2 separate regions of the Homo sapiens genome follow, and region 2 is linked to region 1. Evidence: read pairs that join two places in POLR2A ChIA-PET (ENCODE). Cell type or tissue: A673. All regions are shown on one strand. Each heading gives the region's core, and the rest is flanking DNA. Links, peaks and the distances in the headings are about the cores only.

What was found. ChIA-PET counts read pairs that join two places held together with the same protein. Peaks named below come from ENCODE experiments on the same cell type or tissue, not always from the same donor. Only the 100,000 strongest peaks of a DNase experiment are listed, where the experiment ranks them.
Region 2: POLR2A ChIA-PET joins it to region 1 with 5 read pairs; 1 of 35 experiments calls an interaction of 5 or more read pairs at or near these places.

What each region holds. Positions count from the first base shown.
Region 1 is chr6:8,831,852-8,839,453 of GRCh38, reverse strand. No RefSeq gene overlaps it. Among named protein-coding and RNA genes, the nearest start is that of HULC, 180 kb to the right of the region's middle. In A673, for the core only: no CTCF peak of the experiment used is centred there; a DNase peak (open chromatin) is centred at 4,033.
Region 2 is chr6:8,502,447-8,510,048 of GRCh38, reverse strand. All of the region lies in intron 2 of LOC100506207 (a long non-coding RNA gene), which reads right to left. Among named protein-coding and RNA genes, the nearest start is that of SLC35B3, 71 kb to the right of the region's middle. In A673, for the core only: no CTCF peak of the experiment used is centred there; a DNase peak (open chromatin) is centred at 3,718.

The DNA of each region.
Region 1 (7,602 bases), core at 1,390-6,389:
TTGCTGCCCTCATATTGGCTTATCCATACATTTAAAGGCCTTTTGAGAAAACCAAGAGTTACTTTGAAAATGGGATTAGAGTATAATGGGTTCAAGGCTGAAACTGGCCTCTTTTAGATGGATGTCACTCTGAACTTTGGCATTCTCATTTGTAAAATGGTGACATAAATAGTATCCAGCAACAAGGACTGTTTCGAAAAACGGTCAAGATCATGCAGAAAAGAAAATAAAAACCCTCAGTAATCCTTAGCTATTATTATTACATAAGTCATAATGTAACAGAGGAAAATACTCCTATTAGAGCATATGTAATAGAAAATTCTAGTGCAAACTACTTTGCAATTCCACAGACATCATCTCCCTTCCCCTTAATAGTTATAACCAAAATGAATGGCGTGGACATTGTTTTATACACCAGTTTTAGAATTATACAAGGACCTAGCTCTATCAGGAGCCAATGAAAAATCGTACTGTGATTTTCCATTCCCTTTGTATATATCCATGGAAATTCAGTCGGCTCCCTCAGTCGTCTTATCTGTGCTTTCAGCAACCCGTTAAAGACCAGCTAGTGCATCTGAAAGTTCTTTTACTCAATCAATGAGCTTGTTGCCATGGCAGGCTAACATGAGGTGCCATTGATGATGACTCGATTTCCTCTCGCATCTGAACTGGAAAGGGAGAAGACAGACTAAATGAAATCCCATCCATCTTAATGAAATACAATTATATTCTCCTTATTAATCATTTACGAATCAATATGTCTCTTCTTGGTGAACCTTACCAGAATTTGTCATTCCATGCCAAGCCTCAATACATCTTGTCTTGTAGTGATTTTTATAAGTTCAGTCACCTGTGTCCCAGGGTAAATAACAGTGTTTTCTCATACTGCAGAGCGAGGGCAAGAACAGCAATGACAGGGTGGATCGCAGAAATCCCCTCTGAATGCTAAGCAGCCCGCTGAATATTGCCTTCACGTGCATAATTGAAAAATGTACCGTTTTATTTTTAAATAGCATGAAGGAAAATGGATTACCTTAGAAAGGGGCTTATTCTAGTACCATTAAGTGGGAAAACCTCTTGGGTATTCTTACCCATCGACTGCTATAATCTTGCACGGGCTTATCAACATATTATGTATGTATATGTATATACATAGAGAGAAAGAAAGATTTCTTAGAGCATAATTTACAGCCCACCTCACTATACTTTACATATGCATATAATGTATCAATTTAACATTTTACTTAACAACAGTCACCTGTGGAAAAACTACTATTGTTTATATCTTCTTAATCCGGATTGCAAGACTAGACTTGGACTTCATGCATTCTGTGGCTGCTTTGTAGCTATTGTTTAATTAATGAGAACAAAGCAAAGAATAAGTAAGAAGAGAGAAAGAGAAAGACAGTGATTCTGGCGGCAAGAGCAAGGAATAAGTGAAGAGAAATAGATTGTTTTAAATGTTAAATTGGTTTTATGAGTGAGAAGTAAGTCATTCTATGGTATCTATCTCACCAGGGGATTTTTGTTATTTGTGCCAATTTTAACTATGTCTGAACCTTTATTGATGAGGAATTGTATAACCAGAACAAGTTTAAGAATACCTGGGGCATGCTCCAAGTTATATACATATGAGAAAATGCTTAACACAGATTTGATAGCTTTCCCACTTAGCATACATACTATCTATATATCTATTTTTATCTATGTCTTTATCTGGAGCTATAGCTGTAAGACTGTCTTAACAAGACTATATGCTTTTCACTTTATGATTGAAAAAAAAATACTAGAGTAAAATAATCTAGGAGCTTTACATTAAAAAGAAAGGTTTGAAATGCAAGAAAATAAACACCTCACAAAGAAACATCCTGTGTGCTGTTGGCACCCCTCAGTGTCAGCCTCCTTGAGCAACATAAACGCAAGCACTGAGGCGTGACTCCAATGCACCCTGAAGTCAATGAAATTTGAGGTCAGTGATTTTAAAAAGTAGCTGGAAAATCTGAAAGGATTGGTGCAGTTAGTTCAGTTGCAGACATTGTTCTGAGTAGGTGGCTTTTAATAGTCCCCATACCAGAGACTCTTAAGGGTCTGGGAAACCCTGTCCTTTTTCCTCCCCGTTACAATTTCTTCTGATAGTACTCAAACTCGCTGCCTAACACGAATTGGCAAGGATGAATTAATTCAATTATATGATTGGTTCATTAGAGATTCAGGTTAAGGGTGAAATCCAAGAAATGTGTGAATCAAAGAGGATAGAATGCCTTTGACCTTTTAATCACTTCTGTGCCACATTCTGTCTTCCCTGCAAAACAGGAGAGGTTTCTCCTTCCTTCTCCTATGGTCTTCCTAACCATAGCTTCTAACCTCCCTCAAAATTTATTTTCCAAGGCTCTCAAACCCATGCTTGTAATAGGAAAACCAGAGATATATACCTGGGTAAGATTGCAGCCCCTCCACCACACTTAAAAAAAGAAAGAAAAAGAAGTGGCACTTTAAAATCAATTTTTTTTTTTTTAGACGGAGTTCGCTTCTGTTGCCCAGGCTGGAGTGCAATGGCAGGATCTTGGCTCACCGCAACCTCCACCTCCCGGGTTCAAGCCATTCTCCTGCCTCAGCCTCCCTAGTAGCTGGGATTACAGGAATGTGCCACCACGCCAGGCTAATTTTGTATTTTTAGTAGAGACGAGGTTTCTCCATGTTGGTGAGGCTGGTTTCAAACTCCCGACCTCAGGTGATCCACCCACCTCGGCCTCCCAAAGTGCTGAGATTACAGGTGTGAGCCACCGGACCTGGCCCATGCCCATATTTTTAATGGATTCCTACTGCTTTCCTCCAGGAAGCCTTCTTGGATTTCCTTGAACAAAAAAAAGTACAAATACCTGAGTTTATCAGTCTTCCTATTGACAGTCTGAAGAAGTCTTTACAGAAGACACTTTGAAGACGCTAGAAAAGAGAGAGAAAGAATTGTCTTAATATTTAGTGATCCTGAGAAAATCAGATTTGGAATAACCCTGTAAAGGTGTTCCCCCTGGGACTTAGCGTGAGTGCTCCACAAATATTTACAGTTGGATAAGGTTTTCCAAGGGGAGAATAAAATGCAAAGTTGTCAATAAATAAAATTTGAAAATGCTCCCTACACTTTATACTCCATAGGGACAAGTTTATTTTGTCTTGCATAGTATTTCAATCCCTCAATCATATGGTAAGAGAAGAATGTATCACCTTCTGAGAAACATCATGCATGGAAGGAAGGATTTTCTCTGTATCTCCTCTTAACCCGTATGGCAGGAATTTTGTGGTTGTTATTGCTAGTGAGGAGTTAGCTTGTTTTCTCCCACTAGGTTCAGGAGGTCAGAGACTGATTGTTTTATCTCTGTACTCAACACATATCATACTACCTGGCTCATAGTAAAGGCTATGATTTTAATAAACAAATATATAGCAAGTTTCTCCATGTAACAAATTAGTACATACATTTTTGTGATAGACACAGCCCTTGCAGAATGGAGATTTTCATCATCACGAATGTTCTAAAGTGAGACATCCCACAGGCTACTTTTGTTTTTAGTACAGACACAAAGCTAGTCATAAAGCATTAACACAAATCTAGATCACTGGTCTCAGTTTAAAAAAAGAATGATGCTCTCATATTCCAGTATTCACAAATTCTAAGAGATCTCTCTTTCATTCTCCATAATCCCAAACCTTTGCACTACGTTATTTGCAGGGTTATAAAAGGACAGTTCTGATCAGTTTGCCTTCTATAGGGTATCTGCCATTATGGCTGAAGAGCATGAGTCTAATCTACAAATAAATGTGGTGCTGATTTCTGATTGTTGCAAACAATAAAAGAGGTTTTACAATTGCAAATGGTTTAATTTGTTCAAACAGTCCCTTGTTCATTTTCGGTTCCCTTTACTCTCATGTTTCAGTTCACATGCAAGTCTTCTTAATCCAGAGCTCCAAAATCAAGATTGGTGGGAAGAAAATCCAATTGTTTAGGGTCAAAATAAAGACGTTTTTCAAATGCCAAAGAAAGAGAGCAGGGTTATTCTACTTTGATGTTAATACCATGCCTTTTGTAGTTTTCCTGTTTTTTTGTTTTCATCTTCCACTGTCAACAGGGCACCAGATTTTATAGGCAGCTTAACACAGAGCAGATGTTGATTAAAAGAAATGTGGTTTTGAGTGTGACATTAAAAAAATATCATTCTCTCCTGTCTAAATGTTATATTCTTAATGGGTTTAATTTTTTATTAGTTGATATATAAAGAAACAATAAGCATACATTCAGTCTTAACTGAACCATACACAGCTCACTAGCTGGATCATGAATAAGGCAAGAAAGGTTCACATTTTAATATTTAAAAAAAGAAAAAACATCTTCTACTTTGTGCAAAAAGCATGTGTTTCCTGGCCAAGCCTCTTAGCATTTGTATTTACTTTATGAATAGAAATGGTTTAAACATGGTAAAAATGATCCTGAATGCATGTTTTTAAGATCATCTCTAAATGCACTCTTAATCCGAGTATTTCTTTTATTTTGATCAATGATGACATACCAAGAGCAACTTTGGGACTAATAAATCTGGAATAAACGTGACAAAGATGAAAGCAGAGTTGGAACCTTGAAAGACAAAAACAAACAAACAAAAAAGCTCCAATGACTTTATAGACACCATCATGCAGGAATTAAATAGAGGCTATATTTGGCACAGCTGACCACTCAGGTGCTAGAGGCATTTCCAAATGACTGAGCCAAGAAAATAGTGTGTCCCTACTTGTGCTGATATAAGTTTGAAAGCTTTGATGAGTAGATAAGACTAGATACCTGACTTCAGCAGTCCATGACCCCAAAATAAATGAATGTAGAAGGCAAATTTTTCACAATTGGAATGAGAAACCCTGCAAGATCCATAGCAAAGTACCTGTGTGATCATTTACTTGCATTGCCCAAAACCGAGCCATGTGCCAAAAAAGGCTTCACTTTGTTCTTTGGTACACAGATCAGAAAGGAACATATGCAGTATTGTGTGTTGCTGTTGTTCTTGCTATTTTGAGCTATAGAGATGCTGTACCTACAGGTTTAGTTTCTCTAGGTAAGCTTTGGCCAGGTCTCTCTACGGCCATGAGTCAGCCATCTGAAGGTAAGTAAGTGCTAATAGTAGTGATTCTCATCCTTTCTGTGCATTACTGGACCACATGTGGTCCAAGAGATTTGTTGGATAGAAAAAAAATCCTTATTCAAAGTAGTTAAAGCAGAATCAATGCGACAATGACCAGTTAGGTCAAATCTTAATGTTAGTTTAAGAATTCCTTTATATCGGTAATCTATGTGCATTATGGAAAAAAAAAAAACTGTGATCCAAATAATTCCAGCATAATCTCTTTCATTTGCCTCAATGATACTGCAGTTACTTTATTTAAAAATAGAAATGCCGTGTAATATTAGTCCCAAAGCAATAAAACCTGATATGTGCTATAATTGGGAATATAATCTCACATTTAAGGGTACACTCCAAAGATTCTAGCTCCTTCAAAAGGGACTGGCGGTGATGTATAAAGGAAAACTGTATTTCAAAGAGTCCAATAGACAGTGTAAATATGTTCACACACACACACATTTTTAGTCAGGGAAGAAATATAGTGCCCTTAAGTTATCTTTGGTACATTTTTCGGGTTGTTTAATTCCTTAGTTTCTTCATTTTTTGTCCTGAAACACTTTGGAGATAATTAGGACCACTATATTTTTGGTTTTTATTTATGAAAAATATATATTTCCTTTCAAAATAATATTAAAAGATAAAACATAAAAATACAACTTTCTTTGTGCCTCATATTCCAATCAAGAAATGCAAAAAACATCACTAATATATCCTATAGCCATAAGTGGCATAATTAAAATGTTAGGAGGGTCACAAAAGTAAGAGGACTTCCCACAGACTAAGAGAAAATATTTACAAATAACATCTGATAAAGAAATGACTGCTACCCAAAATCTGTAAAGAACACTTACAACTCATCAAAAGGAAAATGAACAACCTGATTAAAAAATGAGCTGAAGACCTGAATAGATACCTAACCAAAGAAAACTTACAGATGATAAGCATTTGAAAAGATGGTCAACACCATATATTATTAGGAAATTGCAAATTGAAACAACATTGAGATACCACTGTATACCTAGTAAAAGGCCAGAATCCCAAACATTGACAACACCAAATACTAATGAGGTTGTGGAACAGTGGGAACTCTCATTCACCGGTGGGAATGCAAAGTGGTACAGCCACTTTGGAAGACAGTTTGGTAGATTCTTAATAACCTAAACATACTCTTAACCATACCATCTGGCAATTGTGCTCCTTGGTATTTACACAAATGAACTAAAACTTATATCCACACAAAACCTGCACATGGAGATTTACAGAATCTTGATTCATAACTGTCAAAAGTTGGAAGCACCCAAGATATCCTTCAGTAGGTGGATGGATAATTAAACTGGGAAACATACAGACAATGGAATGAATACATGGAATATTTATTTATTTATTTATTTATTTATTTATTTATTTATTTATTTATTTTTGAGACGCAGTCTTGCTCTGTTGCCCAGGCTGGAGTGCAGTGGCACCATCTCAGCTCACTGCAACCTCCGCCTCCTGGGTCTGAGTGATTCTCCTGCCTCAGCCTCCCTTGTAGCTGGGACTACAGGCACATGCCACCATGGCCAGCTAATTTTTGTATTTTTAGTAGAGACGGGGTTTCACCATATTGGCCAGGCTGGTCCTAATCTCCTGACCTCGTGATCCACCCACCTCAGCCTCCTAAAGTGCTGGGATTACATGGAATATCATTTAGTGCTAAAAGAAATAAGGTATCAATCCATGCAAAGACATGGAGGAAATTTAAACACATATTGCTAAGTGAAAGAAGCTAATCTGGAAACGGTACATACTGTGTAATTCCAACTACATGATACTCTGGAAAAAAAGAAAACCGTGGAGACAGTAAAAAGATCAGTGGTTGTCAGGGATTGGAGGAAAGAAGGGATGAACAGACAAAGTAGGGAGGATTTTTAAGGCAGTGAAACTGCTCTGTATGATACTACAATGGTGATACGTGCCATTCTACATTTGTCCAAATCTATAGAATATGCAACAGCAAGTGTGAACCCTAAGGTAAACTATGGACTCTTGGTAATAATGTGTCCATGTAGGTTCAACTATTGTAACAAATGTACCTCTCTGATGGGGAATTTTGGTAGTGGGGAAAGTTGTGTGTATGCCGGAGCAGGGCGGGTATATGGGGACTCTAAAACTATTCTGAAAAATAAAGGGTATTAAAAAATGTTGGGAGAACATTTGAGACACAGATGATTGCATGTGGTTGCAGCTGCTTGTCATTGTAATTTTGCTGAAATATCCACCATTTTATTTGTTGCATCACAAAAAGAACTGTGACTTACGTTTCGTAACATGCGTAGCTGATTTCATGCACTTTTAACAGTTCAGAAAAATCATTTCTCTATGCCAACTGTTGCAAAACATTTTTGTTGTTTATGACCTCTGTGGTCGGTCTCTAACTTTGCACACTAAATATGCA
Region 2 (7,602 bases), core at 832-5,831, 330 kb after region 1:
TTCAATCTTAATTTTGCGGATGAAGAAAGTAATACACAAAAAGCTGAAATAAGTTGCTAAAGACCACATGATTATTAAGTGACAGAATTGGGGTCTGTGCTCTTAACCAATATCCTCATCACCTCCCTAAAATAATAACTAGTAATCATTGCAGGGAGCAGCAAGACCAGTGCTGGCTAATCTACCACTGGGGAAAGTGCACATAGGGACAAACTTTCTTAACAATAATTTAATAATATTGCCTTGAAAATGTTCGTATCCAATAATCTTACTTCCAGAAAAATTGTTCCAAGAAAATAATCAGAATTGTGGTCAGTTATTTCTGTATAAGAATATTTCTAGCAACATTATTTCTGTTATTGAAGAAAGTTTAAACATCTAATAAATAAAATATGGTACATCCACATGATGAAATATCCTGCAGCCATTAGAAATATTATCTTAAAGAGTATTTGAAGTTGGGGAAATACTTAGGATACAATGCTTAGTTTCTTTGTTTTTGTTTTTTTAAGGCAAGAGGTAAACTAACACATGCGGTCTGGTCCTAAGTATGTACATACATGTGCACACACACACACTAAATTAGAAGAAAATATACTAAAAGCTAGTGGATATATCTCAATAGTAGCATTACAAGTCATTTTTGCTTTATTTTTTCTATTTCTGTTTTTCAATTTTCTGCAATAAATTTAAATTGCCTTCATAATAAGAATAAAATGCTATATGTTGGTATACAACTAATATTGTGATTTTAAAAAAATTGGGAATATTCACCAAAAAAATCCACACTATATATATTAATAGTTTGATAAGTCTGTAGCTAAATCTCACTAGATGGAAGCAAATACTGACATAGAGCCATATTAGTAAGTTGACATTTTGACCATGTCATGTTGAAGGACAAGAAACCTAAACATTTCTTTGGCCAATCTTCTCCAAGTCATCTCAAGGTGTCTTTTTGGGCTGACCATCTGCCTGATCATACTTCGTGGGACTAACAACAGGTGGCTTCTTGGTGAGGTACCTCAAGAATCTTGTCCTCTGAACTCTGATTCTCTATTATCTACAGCACTAAGTTATCAGGGTAGAGATAACATTAGGTAGAGATAATTAGAGCAAGATTGAGATTTTTTTTCAGACAAGTTTAAGATAAACCTAGAAACATTTCAAGTTTTCTTTAAAAGATTACTGTAATGATCAAGAAGTTTTGTTTTTGTTGTTGTTGTTGCTGCTGCTGCTGCTATTGATCTTAACCACAGAACCAGTCTGGAGAATCACTGGTTCACGATAAAAATTAGATGTCTTTGACAAAGAGCTGAGCCACCATGCATATCTGATATCTCTTTATGACATTTTCAATAATGAGATAAATTCAAGGTTATGAGATAACCGCCAGGCCAGTCAATGCTTTCATGTGAACAATTAGTTTTCAAATATACTGCATGTAATATAGCCAATACAATGTAACAAACACTTTTCTGGAATAACAACGTCATTCCTAGATAAAGCACCAAGGTGAAAAGATACACCTTGTTTGTCATATGTTCACCTCCTTCACATACTATTTGAAACAGTAATCCATGTCAGATACTGTTCAGTTTCTCATTCAAACAATCCTAAAATGGTAAAACTCCTGGGAACTGATGTTAGAATTCCTGGGAATGGTGGGATAGGATAAGTTTGTGTATTAACAGCAAACCCCTAGATAATGCTAACTATGTCCCAGGCATGGTTCTAGTACCATTGTATGCATTAACTCATGTAAGCTTCACAACCACCATATGAGGAAAGGGATATTACAGATGGGGAAACTGAGACACAAAATGGTTCAGTAACTTGTCCAGCAGGAAATCCAGGCAGTTTAATGCCAGAGTCCCTACTTTTACCCACTTATTATGCTGCAATCTACAACTTTAAAATAATAATTTAATTTTGGATCTTCAGGGACAGCTAAAAGCAGTAATGTTAGATTACCATCCTGAATTCTGAAATATTGACTCCGGCAATAACATCTAATGTGTCTTAGCAACATGTATACCATTCTTTTCTATAGATGACATTTTTCATAACAGTCAAACAGCCTATGAGATACACGTTCAAGGGAAGTATATTTCATTAAGAGTTTGGCTCTTCTTCACTTATCTACTAGAACAAAAGGATTGTTCCAAGCTCTGCAGGTAAGATGGAGCAGTACTGAACCAGGTGGCATGATCTGCCACCCCGAATTCTTGGGAAGTCAGTCAGTTACGTGGTGCCCACTCTAAAGTGACAAACTCAGGCCAAGAGTGCTGAAGGCTTCAGCCAGCTCTGGATTTTGAGCTGCCCATTGTATTAATCTCTCAACGTTCCCCAGAGACGGGGCCAAGCTGCCTGTTCCTCCCACGTCTGCCAGTGATAACTACTGTGCTCATGATCAGAGTCTGGAAAACTACCCAGAGTGCCAGAAACTGTTTCAATAAAATTGTGAGAGTATGTTGTGGAAAGTATATTTATTACTATTTGGTAAACTTTATCAGGGACATTTTCTATTTTCATTACTTTCAATGGCAAAAACCGCAATTACTTTTGCACCAAACTATACTCTTGAACTTTTTCATCTTTTGTTTTGTTTTACCTGAACTACTACATTTTCGCAAGGCAAAACATTAAAATTGCTCGCTTGTCGATAATAACCCTTTAGTTCTTTCTGTATTCATCCATTCTCACACTGCTACAAAGAACTACCTGAGACTGGGTAATTTATAAAGACAAGAGGTTTACTTGACTCACAGTTCCACACACTGTACAGGAAGCATGGCTGGGAGGCCTCAGGAAACTTACAATCATGGCAGAAAGGAAAGGGGAAGCAAGCATGCCTTCACATGGCGGCAGGAGAAAGACAGCGAACGAAGGGAGAAGTGTCACACACTTTTAAACCATCAGATTTGGTGAGAACTCACTCACTATCATGAGAACAGCAAGGGGGGAATCTGCCCCTGTGATCCAATCACCTCCTACCAGGTCCCTTCCCCAGTATTGGGGATTACAATTCAACATGAGATTTTGGTGGGAACACAGAGCCAAACCATACCAGTTCTACTTCCTAAATTTCGCACTGATGGATCTGAAACATCACCCTATCTCAAGGTTGCACTTTTTGAGGGTAGAATCTGTATTTTGCACCCATTAGTCTACAAGTACATGATGAGTATCACCCCTCATAAACGGAACTAATTTGAAAATGGTGTGAAAATGTCCTGTGTTCCCCTGACTACCAGGCAAGAACAATCGAACAGGCACGATGGCTAGATCCAAATAGAGTCCTACTTCTCAGGTATTTTTGAGACACACTTTAAGGCAATACCCTAGATAGAGTCTTTACTGGGATTACTAAAAATGTCAATCTTGATTAAACCAAGAGGTGCCATTGGAAGGTTTCAAAGTAAACTTTATATATAAAGCTATCCTACAATATAGCTCAGAAAAAAATTAATTTCAGTGTTAACCCAAATAGCTTTGCAGTTCAAGCAGTAAAATCATGTCCAGATTTGCCCCTGTACTCCTAGACATGGCCAAACAATTCCTTCTTGGTAGAGCTGCTCTTTGAAAAGATAAAGAGCTCTGTCTGTCACTGCCAATAAATATCTCTACAGAAGCTCGAATTCCAGGAAGCACTTTAGAGCCCCTAGGAAGATAAAAGCAACTCCCCATTGAGGAGAGAATCTTCAAAATGCCCAGCAGCACCCTGGAGAGCAGCTCAGGAGTCCAAGATACTGGAAACTGTGTTCTGAGGGATTCTTAGGAAGAACCATCCCCCTCTAAGACTCTAAGACCTTGAGGAGCCACCCAGCAGGCCATTTGGATGTTAAGAGGATCTTTTACTTGGAAACTTCTGTTTCTCACTTGGTGAGAGAGTGGGGAAAACATCAGGAGCAAGAAAAAGGAAAAGTATAAAAAGTGAGAAAAGGAAAAACTGAAGGGAGAGCACCCATTATTTCCAGGCAGTATGTGAGACGCTTTACAAGTCTTGCTTCATTTAATCCTCACATCACTGCTATGTGAGGACTGGTATAAACTCCATCTTATGCATGAGGAAACTGACAATCAAAAGGATTAAAAATAAAAAAACTTGCCCTATGTAAAATATCTTGTAAGAGTCAATGTCGGGTCTGTGAATTTTTTGCCATACTACATTGCCTTTCCCATCTGCCTTATTTGTTTCTATATGGCCAGGAATGTTTGCTTTTTTCCCCTTACACATTTTGCTGCATGAGCAGAAAATTAATTATCTTCTTGGAAGTCTACCTGGTGAGACTGGTGTTCTAGAAAAACTGAACTGTCAGCAAAGGAAGAGTCCCTGAAATGCAGTACCCATTGGCATGGCTGTGATCTGGGTGCATCGAAATATGTAAACCTAATTTTCAATCTCCATTGCTCAGCTAATGCCATTGACTTGAGCTTTTTTTCCAGGGCCTCCCTGACACTCGTTACATACATCCTTCAGCTCAGAGCTTCCTATCTCAGTCTTGTTGTTGATATAACAAATAGCTCTACCAGAACATCATTTCCTAATCCCAGACATTTATCACTTCTTTGAATTGCATCTTTACCATTCTCCATCTCTTCTTTTAAGCTTTTAACATAACTTTCTCATGTGCTATATTAATATTATTTTTTCACTTTCATTAAAGGCAGGATTCATAAGCTAAACAACTAAGGAAAAGAAGGAAGGAAGGGAGAGAGATAATCACATTTCCTGAATTTTTGTAGAGTTTTCCCTCCTATGGATCTGTTTACTTATTTAACCATGGAATTTTTAGAAATTGAGTTTTACAGATGTAGTTCAATTCCTTTGCTATATATATGCAGAAACTTCAGCAAAATTATACAACTAAAGGTAGGGTTGAAGCTATTTTGTCACTGTTATGTCACTGAGTTTTCTCCCTATTATGATCGTATTCCCAGAAACAAACCACCTGAGTTATATATACCCAAGGTTTATGATACAGATATTTTGTTAGCTATGTAGATATTATAAAATACGTTACTTAATACTGTAGCTTAAGAAATTATTGCTTTATTCAATAATATCTGTTTAATTTCTAATTATAATAATCTCAAAAGTATTTTAAGTTTAATCATCAATAATATCTTTTTATAGAAGTAAAGCTGGTGTCACTGGAATTCTGAGTAAACTTACAGAAACATAGAATCAGTTTCTCAGGACCTATGGCTGTTTAATAAAATGGCCATAGAAGACCTTCTGGATTCTTTCTGGTTTTCTAAATTCTAAAATGCAATAGAAATAAGAAACACAGTGTTTCCATCTTTAAAGCAAGCAAAGCACCTTAGTGTACATTTCTGAAATTTCTGTTTTGTTGCTTTTCAGTTTTTATATAAACTGTTTTTAAAACTAAAATGGGGAGAAAATCAGATTTTTGCAGAGTGCACGATTCTAAGATGAAAAGTGAAGGGTAGTTGCAAAGGGTGTTCCCTGCTTCACGCTTACTTTGTAATTAAGTAGGGTGAACCTCAAACAGAAGCTGAATAACATGCAGGTGCGCACATGCACGCACACACACACACACACACACACACACACACACCTGACATAAACTACTGCATTCCATTGTCATCAAAAATGTAAAGCTTAGCTGTCCCGAGGGCAAGCAAAATGAGCTTCTCAGCTACTCATCTGGGTTTCAGAATGGCAGCTTGACAAGTGGATACTCTTCAGTACACAAAACAGCTCCACAAGTAAAAACCAGTTCAAAGATGCCCTTTGCAGAAAGACGTCCTTTGCAGAAAGCCAGTTCACTATTTTGACAAAAGGATTATTTAAACACTGAATTAGAGTCGAGATTTGTGAAAGATGTTAGTGAAATTCTCTCCTGCTGCTCCTTTTCCAGAATTTTTTTGTTTCTGGTGCTCTAATTAAATTAATTACATTTTAAAAATAGTTGTCATAATTTTGCGGTGTTACTATTTACCCTTCTTGCGATGTCAAACAGCACCATTATATTGTTAAGAGTTAAGCATATTCTACCCACAAATAAATGTGTGAATATTCTTTGACCCAAAAAGGTTATAAAAGATACTGTTACTGTGCCCATGTTTAGCTATTAAATCTTAGTAAACGATTTAAACAGCTCCATTTGAAGTCATATTAACACAACAAAGATTGTGCATTTCCTGAGGATTTTGACTTGGTGAGCTACTAAAGCAATAGACTTTCTTTCATCATACTGAACTCCTTTTGCTTCATTTTCTTCTTGTTCACTATGTCTTTATATTCTATTTGAAATACAGACCTATTTTATCATTTTCTTGCTTTTGGATTTGCCTAAAAAATTGCTTGCTTCAAAATTGAGATGCCTTTGTTATTCAAGATATGCGCTTCATATATACATGAAAATCAAATATACATAATTTTTTATTTTCTAATATGTCAGCTTGATACATAGAAAAGAGACTAATGTTAACTTCAGGTGCCATGAGCATTTTTCTGTTTCACGCATTTTTGTATTACTTGTTGATATAGTAGCTGTGCCTCTGCTTTTAGTTCCTGTTAATTTATCCACCCTTTTTTCCTGTCTGAGGAAGAAGGAAGTGTTTCTTCTGAAGTGAACATTATATTTTGGGGAGGGTGGTAACTGTGACGTGCAGTCCCTCTATTGCCCATGAAGCAGTTCGAAATTCAACAAAAAAGAATTAGTTTCTAACATACTCAAGCTGACTAATATGATTTGACATTACTTGACACTGAAAATTTATTTTAAAGTGCCATTTCTGTTTTAAGCTACATATGCAGTTTCACATTAGCTGAGGTAAAATAATTCTCACCAAACAAAATCAATTCAAAATTTAGAAATGACAATATATTGAGCATAGTTGTGATTCATTAAGAGAACAGATTATTTAAAATCACTAAAATGAATAGTCTTGACAAATTTTATCCCCATTTTTGCCTTTTTCTAATCAATTACCATGAGAAAATGTTTAAAATCTCAACAAAATGCAAACCAAGCCACTTTTTAACAACAAACAACACACACAATAAAACCACTTCCATATACTGGGTAACACACAAATATTTGTTAAAAACAAAACTATATTATTCTCTTCTATCTTCAAATTTACTTTCTTGAGAGCAAAACTACATCATTGCCTACTTTTCTATACCTCATGCTTTCATTCTTGTAATAAAAACTGCTGTTTCAACCTTTTATTAGTTTCTTGGGTTATTCTCTTTGTCTGTAAGAATCATTCAGCTTCTACTGACCTAGGCAACACTTGCTCATATCAAAACTTAACTCAGGAGTCATCTCCTACAACAAGTTCTCCATAAACCCTAAGAGTAGGTGATTTTCCTCCTATTTGTCCCCATATGACCCCATATTTCTCCTCAACCAGGGTATAAGCTCCTCAAACCTACCACAGTGTCTAGTTCATAGTAGGCATTCAAGGAATGTTTACTGTTTATTAATAATTCTAAACTCGATACCTTAGGTAATAGTAACAGCTAAGTTTTCACTTCTAGGTAGCTGGGACTTACGAATCATTCATTATACATTATTTTTTCTAATCCAGTGGTTCTCAATGTGTGTTCTCCAGACCAACATC